Linked DNA regions of Homo sapiens: region 2 is linked to region 1. The links are chromatin loops, found by intact Hi-C in ENCODE. Cell type or tissue: Caco-2. All regions are shown on one strand. Each heading gives the region's core, and the rest is flanking DNA. Links, peaks and the distances in the headings are about the cores only.

Region 1 (8,342 bases), core at 82-8,081:
CCCAGGACCAGCAGCATAGCATCATCTGGGAACTTGCTAGAAATGCAAATTATCAAGCCCCTCCATTTCTCTTCCCCTCCCCTCTTCCACTTACTGAATCAGAAACTCTGGGGCAGGTGCCCAGTGAATTGTCTTAAGAAGCTCTCCATGTGATTATGATATGCACCGAAGGTTGAGGACCCCTGGTGCAGTGGATGCTGCTGGTACCCTACCCAAATACCCCAGGCTGTGCATCCATTCCCTGGCTGCTGTGAATACTGGTTGGCTGTTAATATGGTTTGGCTGCATCCCTACCCAAATCTTATCTTGAATTGTAGCTCCCATAATTCCCACGTGTTATGGGAGGAAACTTGTGGGAGATAATTGAATCATGGGGGCAGTTTCCCCCATACTATTCTCGTGGTAGTGAATACGCCTCATGAGATCTGATCGCTTTGTAAGGGGAAACCCCTTCCTCTTGGCTCTCATTCTCTCTAGTCTGCTGCCATGTAAGATGTGCCTTTGGCCTTCCACCATGATTGTGAAGCCTCCCTAGCCACGTGGAACTGTGTGTCCATTAAACTTCTTTTTCCTTATAAATTACCCAGTCTTGAGTATGTCTTTATCAGCAGCATGAAAATGAACTGATACAGCTATATTAGTCAAGGTTCTTTAGAGAAATAGAAATTTATTATAAGGAATTGACTCATACAATTATGGGGGCTGAGAGGTCCCATGATCTGCCTTTTGTAGAGACCCAGGAAAGTCAGTGAGGTTTGAAGCCTTGACAGCCAGAGAGCCAATGGTGTAGACTTCAGTCTGAGTCTAACGGCCTAAGAACTGGGAGTGCTGAGGGCAGGAGAAGATTGATGTTTCAGTGCAAGCCAACAGGCAAAGAGTGAAATTAACCTTCCTCCACCCTTTTGTTCTATTCAGGCCCTCAGTGGATTGGGTGATGGCCACCCACATTGGGTAGGGCCATCTGCTTTACTTACTTTACTAGTCAAATACTAATTTCTTCTGGAAACACCCCCACAGACACACCCAGAAATAATGCTTAACCAGATATCTGGGCATCCCTGGCCCCATCAAGTTGACACATAAACTTAACCATCACGGTTGCTAACCGTTCATAGCTGCCCCCCGTCTCAGGATACTTCCCCCTAGCTGAACAGGAGCTACAGAATCTGAGAAGTTAAAGCCCACTTCCCCCTACTCTGGGGCCTAGAGTCTGACATTGGGGTATGTAAAGCTGGCCTTTTAGTCTTGAGGAGAGAGTTTGTGGTGATCCTAAGCCCCTGTGTGGTTCCGCCCAAGGCTGGACTTTATCTAAGACTGTATCCTTGCTTGACGCTTTCCCTGCTCTATTCTGCTTCCTCCACTCCATAACTCCAGAACAGGTTTCTCCTGAGCGCATTCGTTCAGTCAGTTACAAGCATCCAAATCCCAGTCTCAGGCTCTGCTTCTAGGCAAAGCGGATGGCTCTAATGTCGGGGAAGCTAAACATAGGCTCCCAAGGATGTAATGAGTATGTCGAAAATATATGACTCATGATGGCTTGATCTGACCTGGAGTTTTTATAAAATTATTATTTTTTTCAAATAGTAATACATTTACATGGTTCAAAAATCAAAAAGTAGAAAATAAGATGTGGTGGAAAATCTCTCTCCTAACCCATTCCTCTATCATCTCCCCATTTACTTCCCTGCATAGGTCACTGCAGTTGTTAATTGCTAATATATCGTTCCAGGGATTTCAAAAATGCATAGACAAATAGATACAGATTTATATTATTTTCCCCATCCCCTTTACACAAATGATAGATTTTTATACCCCGTGTTCTGCACCTTGCTTCCCCTTCCCCTTACATTATATTTTGGAGGACTTACCACATATATACATAGAGAGCACCCTCATGTATTTTTTTTTTTTTTTTTTTTTTTTTTTTTTTTTACAGCTGCACAGGATTCCAGTGTAGGGAAACACCATAGGTTTTGTAACTGGTTCCCCCATTCCTGGCCATTTAGGTTATTGTCAATCTTTTGTTTCAATCCTACTTTTGAAAACTACTGGACCACATAAAGTTGCCTATATAAGTGTGATTCTCCACAGTGTGGATGTTTTACATCATTACTAGTCAGGTGTTCAAGGGGGACATGAACTCTTTCATAGGGGGCCATGTTAAAGTCTAAAGGTTGTATTATTTGGGAATCTGCCATTTAGGAAAGCCTGATGTCTGAAATGATGTGTGAAAAAAAGCACATAAGTTAGGAGGTGATGATTTTATTTTTATGACACTTTATTTAATAAGCTTACCACAGTGTTCTTTTAGATGGAGAATTTCTTGGTCTTAAAAATATGATTTAATGGTACAAAAATCTAAATTACCTTCATCTTTGCAGGAATACATTATTGTATTTAAGCAAGCTGCTTCTGTATTGTTTTATACTTATCACCTACTGTATATGGACTTTGCGAGGCCTGTTTAAGCAGTACTATTATTGTTATTTTGAGACAGGGTCTCACTCTGTCACCTAGGCTGAAGTGCAGTGGTGTGATCATAGCTCACTGAAAGCATTAATATATTGTGTTAAAATTTTGTTATAGTGAATGGTCATTGGTTAGGGTTTGGCAATATTATTGTTGAATAAACTTTCTTGGTCAAAATTGTACTTATTTTTATGAAATCCAATCTGGAATGATCCTTTGGGGTCTTGAAAGATGTAATTCACGTCTTAGAACCTGGCTTTGGAAAAATATTTTGGCTTGGCATAGTAGATATTTTGTTTTTAATCTGACAAAGCTTTTCAACTCTCTTTACTAGTTTTCTTTTCAATTTGTTAGAATCCTTTAACTAAAAGAATAATGAATTTTTTTTTCCAAGAAGGCAGGAGGTACTCTGAATATTTTAAAAATCCATTTCCTAGAAACGAAAATTTTTGTTTTTCCTATTGCTGAGGATAGCGCAATTAAATTAGAGACACTCTTGTGGCATTATGAGTAGTTTTCTGAATTTTTCCTTCCCTTTTTGATATGTCAGACCTGTAAAGCATAAATTATAATTTGAGATTCAAATTTTGTTGTTTTAGTTCACTTCAAGTAACACCTTGCTGTTAATTTCTACCGATTTCTACTCAAACAGATTGCAAATTGTTTAGAATTGTTACCAGTACAAATTGTTTAGAATTGTTTCCACAGAGTAGGGAGGTTGTAAAATGTTAATTGAGCGGAAGAATTTGATCTTTGCAGATTAGTGGGTCTTTGTTATCTCGGAAAGCGGGATTTAAAAAAAATCCTCAACCTTACATATTATCCCCTGAAAATGCCAAACAAAAATAGTAGTTGTAGCTGCTTTAGTATATGCAAGTAAACATTTGTTCAGGTGAGAAAGGAATGTGTTATCTAAGGCAAGGGGGAGACCGCTATCACTTGACAGGGGAGGAATTTTAACTGAAAGGGCACTTTCTAAATTTCCAGATGAGCCCACAGAAATGACAGACATTGAAGACTCACAGACTTTTGTGAACAGAATTTTTGTGGCAAAACATGGAAAACAGAGAAAGCATGTCATGTTTTATCCATGTGCTCGGTTGTGCCAATATTGGCTGAATGTTGCACAACAGCCCGGTAGCTGCACTTACCGCAGCTGTCGTTTAAGGAATGTGGCAGATTTGCTAGACTTAAAAATTGTTCCAGCAAAAATTCCATTTTTACTTTAGGAATTTTACTTAGGAATTGGGGAGAAAGCTCAGAAAAATGCAGAGTTGGATGCTTGCTGCCATTTACTTGTCCAGTCTCATCTGTCTTCCCTGATATTTGGGCTAGGGGCAGGCACAGCTGGGGCGGAGTCTCAATGGGCTGGACAGGGTTGGGGAGAGGGAGAAACTGTCTTTTATCCAGGGTGGCAGTGTGTGAAGCTGCTGGGCAAATAACAAGAATCAACTTGGTTGGAGTTGGGGAGGAAGCTGCTCACCCCAAAACAAGGCAAAGTCCAGAAACAAGTGCCTTGCAAGGACTTCTGAAGCCAGGGGCAAAAAAAAAAAAAAAAAAAAAAAGCCTGCAAGGATTTTGAAGCCTGGTGCTTTCTCTATGCAGTTTCTCTGCAAGCTCTCATGGGCACTGCTGCATCTGAGTCTCCTTTCTCTCCCGTTCTTCCCAGCTCCCTTTCACCAGTTGACCCGGTGTGGAACTCTGAAAATCTAAGAGCTCACCCATCTGGAATGTTAAGAGGCAGCATCTAGATAAAAGGGACTTGGATTACGCAAGAGAAACAGGGCTGCTTTTTCCTTGTCATTTTTTCTTTCTATCTATTTGGGTTTTTAAAAATTGTTATAAAATATGCATAACATAAAATTTACCATTTACATGTTTGAGTGTTCAGTCCAGCGCACACTCAAATACAGTTAAATACATTCCCACTCATGTGCACCCACCACTGTGCATCTATCTCCAGAGAGAGCTTTGTCACCTTCCCAAACAGAAACTCTGTACCCATTAAACACCAACTCCCACTTCCCCGCTTCCCTGCTTCCCCCAGGTTCTGGCAACCACTCTTCTACTTTCTTCCCTTATGAATCTGATTGTCCTAGGTGCCTCATACGCGCAGTTTCATCATTGTTGTGTGGGCATAAAAATCCCTCCTAGCGCTGTTTGCTGTGCACTTGTTGACTGAGGGCTGGCCTCTAAATGCAGACAGGACCGATGGGGGCAGATACGAGGGTGAGGGTGTCTGTATAGCTGAGCAAATGCTGAGCAGGAACACACAGCACGTTAACAATATGTACACCCACACGCATGCTGCTGGGAATGAGTGAAGAGGAAGCTGCCATGTTAGAATGGAGTTTGGGCCGGAGAGTCTCTGCATTTGTTACTCACTGGTGGACGGAGGAAGCTGAATTCTAAAAGCCGTTTAATGAAGGAATGGTGAGGGCTGGGCAAACATGATTAGTCACAGAGCTCCAGGCCTAGGTTATTTATTCTCTAGAGAAGCCCAGGGCTTGTGAGTGGGATGAATTGCTGACTGGCAAGCTGAGTAAATTTGACCAAGAGGCCTAAACTGAGGGGGAAACTGGTCTCTTTATGAGCTCTATTGACACTGAATAGAAATATGGGCTCCATTCCAATTTGTTTCCTAGCAAAATAAATACATAAATATCAAGAGAACTTCCTTGTTTTCAGAAAGAGGAAAGAGTTGAAGTTATTGTAAGTATAAAAGGCAAATGAAAAGGAGATGAGTGGTTTTGAGGATACGATAAAAATATCTCGGTAGGCAGTTACACGTAAGTGTAAGAGGATACTCTGAAATCTTTCCTGGCTGCGAGAGCGAGAGGAGTGGATTACAGCACCCAGCAAGGTTGTGGGTGTGATTATATTCGCGGGTGTGCTGGACTTGGACACCGGACCAACTAACAGCATAAACCTTTGAAATAACGTGTTTGTTTTTGCCAAAATAACAACACGCTCATCTCCCTTAAAATGTCAACATTGCGTTAAAGTCTAGATCCAAATATGCATGGAAATATTTATTGAGTGAAAGAACGAACAATATATGTAATTTAGAACTATGAAGAGTTGCCGGTTTAAAGAAATCCTATGCATTTTAAGATACCTAGACAAACGCCCTGTTCCTGACACTGTTTAGCTCTCACATCTTACCACTGCATTTGCTTTAATCAGGGATCTTAAGACTATCTTGTGGGCTCCTTCTTGGTAGGAGCTAAATTGTTACAACCAACATTTCACACTTTTCAAGCAGATAATAGCCTGCCCACAGGTAGTGTGTATCTGTTATTACATATAATAAACCAAACATTGAAAAGTTAACTGATAGATCCTTTCACACTTTTAGTTTCTTACAGCAGTTTTGATCATTTATCTATTTAATATTTTCATGTCCTGATAATACATGGTTATTGTAAAAAATTTAGGAAATATAACCATAATGAAAATATGGAAATTACTGGTAGTCCACTGTCAGAGATGAATATGATTATATTATGATGTATTTTCTCTAATCTAATTATATATGCCTATAGATCCTTCTCATTTGATGTTTCTTCCTGCACATTTTCTCAGCCATTCAAAAATTTTCAGACATGGTTATTATGATGGCTAGATCATTTCATCACATGGCCTGTACCACACTTTCTTTAAGTGTTCGCCCGGTGTCAAACATTTAGATTCTGTCAAGTTTTTGTTATCAGAAATGACTCTTGGGTGAACATTCACTATGACAATCTTACATTTTTTTCCTCAGGCTGGAATCCCTAGGATTGGGCATAAACAGTTTTTAAAGTTCTTAGAACATTTTCTTACATTCCTTTTTCTCAAAGTTATACCAATTACACTCCTGCCAAGTGGACATTAAGATGCCTGCTACTATTATCCTTAAAACGAAGTCAGCACAAGAATTTAAAAACAGGCTAGACATGGTGGTGTGTGCCTGTAGTCCCAGCTACGCAGGAGGCTGAGGTGGGAGGATCTCTTGAGCCCAGGAAGTCGAGGCTACAGTGAGCCATGATCACATCACTGCATTCCAGATGGGGCAACAGAGTGAGACGCCCGTCTCAAAAATAAATAAATAAATAAATAAATAAATAAATAAATAAATAAATATAAAAAGAATTTAAAAACAAACTTTTTTACTTTGGCAGGTGTAAAATGATTATCTCAGAGCTGTTTGCATTTCTTTGATTGTTAATTAAGCTAAAAAATTCAATGTGTTAATTGGTTATTTTTGTTTCTCCTGAAAATTGTTTGTTCATGTCCTTTGACCACTATTTTTCTATTTGTTTGCCATTTTATACTTGATAAGGATTTTTTGATACTAAAAATATAGTTCTTTGTCATTAGTAGTAACCAATAAGAAACCCAATAGGAAAAAAGATGTTTGTAATAACAATATAAATTATAAAGTTCCTGAAAAGATTATAAGGAGAAAAGTTTCAAACTTTATTGAAGAACCTGATCAATGGAAAGCTGGTTCCGTCTACACTTGGGAGACTTAATACTTTCTAGATGTCAGTTCCCCCTAGGGTAAGTTAAATTAAGTGTAGTTAAAACACAATACATCTACAGGATTTTGGGGAAACTCAAAAGCAAATTGACCCTAAAGTTAATATGAAACAATGAAGTACACAAAAATCTTTTAACAATTTTGAAAGAGAGGAGCAAAACGTGGTGGGATAGTGGAGTGAGACCCCTTCTACTCGATATCAAGACATAGTGCAAGATTACAGCAATTTGAAAAGATGGCATTCACACAGAAATAGAAAAACTATTCTATGAACCAGAATAGAGAGTCCCCTTAAAAGAGAGCCATTGATATATAACATGACTTGTTTCACAATTCGATTGGGAAAAGAACGACTATATTCAAAGAGTGGTGTTGGGACAATTGGCTCTTCATATGGAAAAAAGTTAAAATGACATCATATCTCAAAATAAATTCTGCTAAAGTTCTAAAGGTTAAAACGACAACAACAACAACAGCAGCAGCAGCAGCAATAACAAAACAAACGATGTTCTAAAAGAGAAGAATATATAGACCTTGATGACCTAGTATATGCAGCTATTATGTCTTGCCTGGACACTGCAGTACCCTTCCAATGAATCTCCCTGCCTTCTTTCATGCTTCTCTTCATCTCTTCTCTGCCCTGCAGAACACAGTGACTCTTCTACCTTACAAGTAAGATAAGGTCTCTTTTCTGCCTCTTTACAGTGGCCCACAGATGTCCCTTGCCCTGTGTACCTCTCTCACTTCGTTTCCTACCACTTGGCCTGCTCACTGACTTCCAGCCCCAGCGGCCTTCTTGTTGACTGCTCCTCAAACACTTCAGACATCTTTGCCATCTCAGAGCCTCTTCTTTGGCTTTTCCCTCTGCCTGTAATGCTCTTGTCCCTGATATGTGCATGGCTTTTATTCTCTTACTCCATCCAGGTCTCTGCTCAGCATAGCATCCCCTGACCGCCCTAGGTAAAGTTCCTCCCTATCCACTTACTCTTATTTACTTCTCTTCATAGCCTCTTCCCTCCTAGACAGTCAATTATATATTTATGTAAGCTCCACAAGAGCAGGGGCTTTGTCTGTCTTACATATTATTGTAAGTAATAGTGTGTCCGGAATTGGTGGCTTCTTGGTCTCACTGACTTCAAGAATGAAGCCGCGGACCCTCACGGTGAGTGTTACAGCTCTTAAGGTGGCACGTCTGGAGTCTGTCCCTTCTGATGTTCAGATGTGTTCGGAGTTTCTTCCTTCTGGTGGGTTCGTGGTCTCGCTGGCTCAGGAGTGAAGCTGCAGACCCTCGCGGTGAGTGTTACAGCTCTTAAGGTAGCGCGTCTGGAGTTGTTCGTTCCTCCCGGTG
Region 2 (8,342 bases), core at 278-8,277, 120 kb after region 1:
CTATCCAATGAAATGGGTGGAAATCTGTGAATTATCTATTGCTGCATAACTGATTACCCTGAAACTTGGTGGTTTAAAGCAACAAACATCTATTATCTCATAGTTTGAGGGCCAGGCATTCAGGAGCATATTAATTAGGTCAGTCTGGCTCAGAGTCTCTTATAAAGCTGCAGTTGAGGTGTGGGCTGGAACTACAGTCATCTGCAGACTTGCTAAAGGCTGAAGGCCCCACTCCTAAGATGGCCCACTCACATGGTTGTTGGTGGGTGGGAGGCCTTATGGGTCTCTCCATGGGATTGCTTGAATGTCCTCATGATATGGCAACTGGCTTCCCTTAGAGCAAGTGATTCAAGAGACTAAGACTCAGCCTTGGAAGTCACACACTGTCATTTCTGCAATATCTTATCTGTTATACAGGTCAGCCCCATTTGCTGTGGGAGGGGGACTATATGTGATCATGAATACCAGGAGGCAGGATTCACTGGGGCCATCTTGAAAGCTGGCTACCATAGGATGTGCCATCTGCTATTTCATGCTTGGGCCATAAAAACCTCTCATGTGCTCCTTCAATCTCCTTTCCTGTTCTAGCTGGCTGAAATGCAATGATTCCCAGGGAAACTTGGAACCCATGTGTTGAAGGTGGTAGCACTTCCATCAGCCTGGGTCCTGAATGCCTGCAGGAGAATATCCTTTTGATCCATGTACCTGCCGAGGACTGGTAAGTGAGCAAGAGATAAGCTTCTACTGTTTTTGAGTCATTGTACAGTTTCAGGTCTATTTGGTTCAGTAGTTAGTCCACCCCGACCAGTATAACTTTGATGCAGGGAATCTTTACAATGTCCTCCACTGAAGCAAAGTCAAGTGCTCTAGAATGTTGAGGTAATGAGTGACTATCTGTATTGCCTCCATTTCTTCTTTTTCTTATGGTTTTCTTTTTCAACAAGTATCTATTGAGTGCTGATATAGTTTGGGTATTTGTCCGCACCCAAAGCTCAATTCAACATGATTTGAGATGAAAAGTAATGGCAAAACCAGCAATTACCTTTGCACCGACCTAATAATCCCCAGTGTTGGAGGTGGGGCTTGGTGGGAGGTGTTTGGATCATGGAGGTGGGTCCCTCATGAATGGTTTGCGCTATCCCCTTAGTGATGAGTGAGCTCTCACTCTGAGTTCACATAAGAATCCGGTATTTTAAAGCTTGTGGCACCCCACCTCCCCACTCTCTATCTTGTTCCTGCTTTTGCTTTATGATGTGCCTGTTCCTGCTTCACCTTCTGCCATGAGTAAAACTCTCTGAGGCCTCCCCAGAAGCTGAGCAGGTGCTGGTGTCATGGTGCTTGTACAGCCTGCAGAACCGTGAGCCAATTAAACCTCTTTTCTTCATAAACTACCCGGTCTCAGGTATTTCTTTATAGCAATGGCCTAACACACATGCCTACCATATATCAGGCCTTGTTCTAGTTGCAAGGGGCACAGCTGTAACAAGACAAAGTCCCTGCTTTATGGAGCTCACATGTGTAGTAGATGCCTCTTGATGAATGTACCCCAAATTTTAACTACCAAGTTACCCCTGAATATGAACACCAGCAAACTGGTTATTCAGCAACAAACTTATTACTTACTTACTTGTTACTGAATAACCAGTTTGCTGATGTTATTTTTCAGGGGTTCCAAAACCACAAAGGCATTAGCTGAATCTTCTGACTCCATGAGAGTCTAATAGATTTGTGTTTCCCTACTTGTGCTCTAAGCCAGCACCCACACTTCTAAAACTCTAATGTGCACACAAATCAACTGGAGATCTTGTTAAAATGGAAAATCTGATCAGCAGGACTGGGGTGTTGCTTGAGACTCTGCATTTCTAACAAGCTCCCAGGTGGGACTGATGCTGCTGGTCCATCACTTTGTGCAGCAAGGCTCTAAGGAACATTAGTTACTGGATGGTAAAGAAATCCTATGTGAAAGGGATTTCGAGTTCAAATAAATGAGAACATATAGCCAAAGGGAGAGGCCAGGTCCAGTTGCCCTGGTTCCTGATCACTCTCTAATTTCTGGTGGCAGTCCTACCAGAAGCCTAACATTACTTTTTTTTTTTTTTTTTTTTTTTTTTTTTTTTTGAGATGGAGTCTCACTCTTGTTGCCGAGGCTGCAGTGCAATGGCATGGTCTCGGCTCACTGCAAACTCTGCCTCCTGGGTTCAAGTGATTCTCCTGCCTCAGCCTCCCGAGTAGCTGGGATTATAGGCATGCACCACCACGCCCTGCTAATTTTGTATTTTTAGTAGAGATGGGGTTTCTCCATGTTGGTCAGGCTGGTCTTGAACTCCCAACCTTGGGTGATCCGCCTGCCTCGGCCTCCCAAAGTGCAGGGATTACAGGTGTGAGCCACTGCGCCTGGCCAACATTACTTTCTACCATGGGTTCTGTGAGATAACCCTCTTCCCTTATAATAAATTTACTTTTTAAAATTTAACGAATTTAAGAGGGCTTCTGTAATTTGTACCCCTCCCCACCCGTAAGAAAAAAGAACCTAGAGTAAAAAGAACCAGGCACAGGGAATGAAGGAGAAACATAGCTATGCTGCAGAGCTGAGGACAAGGTCAAGAACAATCAAGCTGTGAAGGTAACATGAGGCAGATGCCCCAGGAGCCCGGAATGCCTTACACACTTCTGCCCCTACTAAGCCTTAGTTTCTTCATTGATAACAAAGGATTTTCTGTGAGAATCAAATGGAATAATGTTCTTGGATTACATAGCAGTGGTACTTTATGAATGTGGCCATTATATTTTTCTTCTGTAAAATATTACCTGCATGCTAGGGGTTTGTGAGGATAAAGTGGGATAATGACCATAAAGCAATTAGCAATTGGTTGGACACTCAACAAATGTTATCTACTGGAAACCAAGGTGGAATTAAAGGAGAAGAATTAAATGTTTTTTTTTCCCCAGATAGAAGAGAGCTGTCATGTTTGAAAACAGAAGTGAAGATATCCCTGGAGAGTTAGTGAAGGTCATTGATGGAAGCTCCAGGAGAGAGTGGGGATAATGGAAGGAATAAAGTTATCCACATCTCATCTTAAAGCTAGCATCTTTAATACAGTATAACCAAGATGATTCCTGAAGGAATACTCCACCTGAACTCAAGAGTAGTTGCTTACCAAGAAGAAGCAGTTCAATTGTTCCTAAAACATATAATTTGTCTATCTGTATAGTTCGACTTTTAGATAAGGATTATAATTTTCAAATATTAACTATTTTCCATTTATGTATCTAGAAGGAACAGCTGAACTAATATAAAAGCATATGTTTTGTGGACATTGTCACATAATAGTTTGCCTATCCACTACAGCTCAAATTTCCAGGAAAAGATTGTTTCAGTTTTCAACCATTAACTTTATCTTCCATGCCTATGTATCTTAGCATCTCCAAATCTTAAGCAAAGAGAGAAAATTAAAAAGGATGTAAGTTGTTCTCAAGGACATAATCCTTAGGGTGATGGAAATGTTCTGTGTCTTGATTGTAGTGGGGGTTATACAACTATATGTGTATGTCAAAATTCATAGAGCTGTACAACTAAAAAGGGTGAAATTTACTGCCTGCAAAGGATGCCTCAATAAACCTGACGTAAATCAAAGCCAAAAAAACCCAAAATTCTTGAACACCTCCTCTGACATTGTGGTAGGGTACGTAAGCACATAAAAAAACAGATTTCAGTCTTAAAGACTGAAATATGAAAGTAAAGTTCCAGTGTTATCATCTAAATTACCATAGAAAAATTTTCCTAGGACACTTCGTTTCTGTTGTGCCTTATCAGTGACAGCTCTTTGAACCCTTCGACCTGACCAGTTAGGAAAAGTACAAAGGAAGGGCCCTATCTTTTAGCCATCTTGTTGACTGGATGCAGAAGGAATACTTCCTTTAACCACTGGGGCAACAGTTAAGTTTGCTCAGATACAATCTCATGCAGCATGATGTTTTTAAGATAGTCTCTGTGATTTTCCAGACTCTAGGTTGTGCTCGACAGAAACTCAGCTCCTGCCCAGACCCTTGCCTAGCTTGCATCCTTGCTTCATTCAGGTCTCTGCTCAAATGTCCCTTGGCAGAAAGGCCTCCTTATCAGCCCTATTGCAAATGACCATATTTGTGAATTGGCTGCCTCTCTCACTAGACTGGAAGTTCCATGAAGGCTTCATCTTTTCTCTTAAGTTCCATAGCCCCAGCACTAGAGCAGTGTTTGGCATACAGTAGGTGTTCGCGAACCATTTAAAGTGAAGAGGAGAATCGATTGGCCTCTGAATCTAAACCACAGTAAAAGGGAGGAATAATTAGAACTAGGGACTTGAATGCACGCAGAGTTCACTTTGGTCATTCACCTGCCATTCTCTCTGGTGTCTCCTTCCTACTCTCAATGATCCACATAGTGGCTGCCTTGGAACCTCCAGGCTTATCATATCACAACTCCACAATCAGAGGGGAAACAGTCTTTCTCGCTCAGCTCCAGGTTGCATAACCCCGGGAAATGTTCTGATTGGCCTGTCTCCCAGTGACATACAGAGGAGGCCAGGACTGAGCCACAGTGTATCTGCTCTTTTCCTCATTTCTCACTCTCCAATCCTGCCTGCTCCATCTATTTTGGTGATGTTGCCCCAGTTTTAATAATGATGCTTTACAGCCCATTGCAGATGCTGTTAGAACTCTGCCATTATCCCCCTGGATCCCTTTAGTATTTTTGCTCACACCTGCTTCCTGCATGACATGCATTCGCTCTCAACAGCAACACCTGCCGATCCTTGCTGGCGGGCTGCCCTAGGCTACTAGCACCTGCTTTGCCTGTGCAATAAGAGAGTTCGAAGTGCCTCTAGGGGTAGCCCTTGACTGATGACTGACAGCCTAGGAGTATAAACGCTGCAGTCCCTTTACTCATGATGGAAACAACTCTGAGATGTGACCTCCACATGTCCCCAGAACTCCCTCAGCATGGAGCCTAAGTTACCCTCCATGGGGATTTGCTGGATGCTGCACCCTTGCTTGGCCTCCTTCCCATCCCAGTCCCACTTCCCATTCTCTACTTGGGAATATCTACTAAATAAATAACTTTCACATGAATTTGCAGTCTTCATCCGGAGAACCCCACCTACAACAAGCTCCATCTTTGCCCCTAGCTCTCCACCTATTTGTCATAAGATTTTTTTTGAGGGCAGGTACCTTGGCATAGTTTCCTGCCTCCCCTCCACACATATGCACTACAGAAATGTTTACTTATTTGCTTTTAATATGTTCCTATCCTTAGAGTTCCTTCCTATTTTCCAGGTTTCCCTGTTTCAACTATCATTGCTTCTCAGATATGCTAATTTTCTTGCTTTGCTTATTACTGATGGCTTGTCTATCTGCCCTCTCTAATTCAACATGTTAAACATTCCTAAGTCATAAGTCAAATACCATATGTTCTCACCTATAGGTGGGAGCTAAGCTCTGGGTATGCATAGACATACAGAGTAGTATAATGGACATTGGAGACTCAGAAGGGAAGGGTGGGAGGGGGACGAGGGATAAAAACTATATATTGGGTACAATGTACACTATTCTGGTGACAGGTACAATCAAATCTCAGACTTCACCGCTATACAATGCATCTATGTAACCAAAACCCCCTTGCACCTCAAAAGCTATTGAAATTAAAACAAAAAAACTATTACTAACATGGAGACAAACTAATTTCTTTGAAAAATGTAAACCATTTAAAAGGCAAATATTACCAAATCTATTCACCATCTTCCTTATCTGGCCTTGAAGGACTATTTATGCACTATTTAACCCAGTTGACCTGACCAGTGGACCTGGTTTTCCACAGAAGTGGCTAGATTCTTTGAAGTTAATGTTGGACTTGATTTTTTAAAAGCAGGCCCTGAAAAATTTTAAAGGACTATATGTCCAGAATATTATAAAATCAACAAAAAGAAACATTCCTTGTATTTTCCTCTTATTTTCTATACCTTTCTTCTATGTTTTGCATTAGGTGCTTGCTCAAGATCTCAGTCATGCTTTGACTCAGTTTAACAGTCAAATCATTACTAATCGTACTACCTTTTCATAGTTCACACTTCTAAAATATTAACTTGTAAAAGAAGGAATGCGATAAAGCCATCAGAACACCAAGTGGTGTCTTTATTTCTTAATCATTTTCTAAAACATTACTTAATTCAGTTGAATTCAGAGAAACTTTTAGTAATTCTTATCAGATGAATTTATATACATACCATTGTGGAAAATAAAATAACTTGTGAGCATCTTTGATACAGCCTCAATCAACATTGATGTTGAAACCAGAGGCTGTAAGTTTCAAATAGCAGTTTATGAGAAAACATGGAGAGAAATTTTAAGATGTTGGCGTGAACACTTCTGACAATGTAAAACACTCGGCTAACCATTGCCCTTTGCTTCGACAGATAAGAAGTTTAGCAAATATTTACATACCAGTTTTCACAACATTTAAGCTAAATTTTTACTTCTATGTATTGTCATTATAAGGTTTAACTTCTAAGACTGTTTACTAAAAAGGGCAAAGAGCATTTTTATAATATTGCAAGGTCTGTCTTAATAACTCCAAAGACTGCTGACTTGTAACCCTGAGACTGAATGTTTATTACAGGAAGCTGCATGTTAGAATGTTTGAGGTAGAAAATTGTGCTTGTTTGCTTCAACTTGTAAACTACGTTTTTCATAAAAGGTTGATTTGACTCACCAACTCTTTGATAATTGTCCTACCATTTTTGACCTCACTGATCCAGCTCTAATTAACTCAACAAATAAAAGAGAATGTGCAGATTAGTTTGGAATTAAGGACATAGCTGAAGGCATTCCTTGGGAAAAGTGATTTTGCCAACAAAATAAATACTCTAACAAAAGAATGTTAAAACACCAATACAGATCACATCACTCTTCATAAAACCCCCAAACTGGAAGCTATCCAAATACTGCCTGACAATAGTAGGTTGGATAAATATACTGTGGTATATTTATAGAATGGAATATTATAAAGAAATGAGAATGCTCTGCAATCAGGCACAATGACATAGATGGCTCTCATAAACAAAATGTTGAGCGAAAGAAGCCAGACACAAATGAGAACATACCATATGCTTTCATTCATTAAAAGTTCAAAAACAGACAAAAGTAATTTATGGTATTGTGTTGGGATAATGCTTATCTTGGGGTAGTAAGGCCTGAAAGGAGGCATAATGGGGGATTCTGGAGAGCTGATATGGTTCTATTTCTTGAGTTACATATTTATTTGAGTATTTTTCTATATGTTATCCTTCAATAAATGCTATTAAAACCCCCATGCTATACAGAACCTTTATTTTCAATGGCGTTATCTACTTTCCAAAAGAATTTGAGTAGTCTTTCAGATCGAGGAAGGGTGCTAGATGCTGCTGTGAACGTTGATAAAAGCAGGCTCGGTCCTTAAAGACCTTGTGGTATGATGGGAGAGTGGCTTCAACATAAGGTGAATAAAGTAAGCAGAAGCTGCTCAGGTGGCGCAAAGGCGGTGCCTTACTTAGTCTGCGGATAGGAAGGGTCATGGAGGTCTTCCAGTAAGAGATGATGCTTGAGCCATGTCTTAAAGGTTATGTAGGCGTGAGCCAGGCAGAAAAGGAAGCAAAGGAGGAATTTCAGAGGGAGGAATTGTGAATGGGCGAATTATCGCAGGACATATCTACAACTGGATATGGCATGAGTGTTGCATACAAATAAAGAAGCAAAAAAGGTTAGCAAGGGCTTGGTCCAGAAGAAAACTGTGCTCATGAGCTAAGGGGGTTTGGACTTTACTCTGGGATCAATGGGAAATTATTGAAAGGTTTTAAGCAGAGGAATGCTGTGGTCCTACTGGCATTTTTGAATGATCCTTCTGGTTGTGAGGAACCTGGTGGGTTCTTCTAGGTGGGTGGGTGAACTTGAACAGATACAACAGCACTCAAACAAGAATAAAAACAGAAGATCTGAGATATAACATGTTATGTGGGGTGAGGCAGGGAAACATTGGAAACACTTATTGAGAGTCTTATGTGATTAAAAAAAAAAAAAAAAAACTACTCTAGGTCCCTGTGAAAGATATTAGCAGTCCAGGTAAGCCTACTGGTGGTCACTCAAAACAGCAGTGTTGCAATAGTCTTTTGTTCTAGTTTTGCCCTAAGCTTATATCATTTACTTAAATATATCCATGGAAGCCCTCATTGCACAATTGTCCCGTGAGTACATCCAAAAATTCTGACCAGCAGAGCTGTGAATAATTACAGTTGTCTCCAGTGTCTTCACTTGTTTCAGGTTCCCAGCCCATGACC

Evidence for each region. Hi-C counts contacts between places; a loop is a spot of excess contacts. Peaks named below come from ENCODE experiments on the same cell type or tissue, not always from the same donor. Only the 100,000 strongest peaks of a DNase experiment are listed, where the experiment ranks them.
Region 2: a loop joins it to region 1, with 7 times the contacts of the local background. A loop is called at or near these places in 2 of 110 quality-filtered maps.

What each region holds. Positions count from the first base shown.
Region 1 is chrX:20,357,865-20,366,206 of GRCh38, forward strand. No RefSeq gene overlaps it. Among named protein-coding and RNA genes, the nearest start is that of RPS6KA3, 95 kb to the left of the region's middle. In Caco-2, for the core only: no CTCF peak of the experiment used is centred there; DNase peaks (open chromatin) are centred at 4,137, 4,637 and 4,957; H3K4me3 peaks cover 1,705 bases.
Region 2 is chrX:20,473,514-20,481,855 of GRCh38, forward strand. No RefSeq gene overlaps it. Among named protein-coding and RNA genes, the nearest start is that of RPS6KA3, 210 kb to the left of the region's middle. In Caco-2, for the core only: no CTCF peak of the experiment used is centred there; DNase peaks (open chromatin) are centred at 4,528 and 4,808.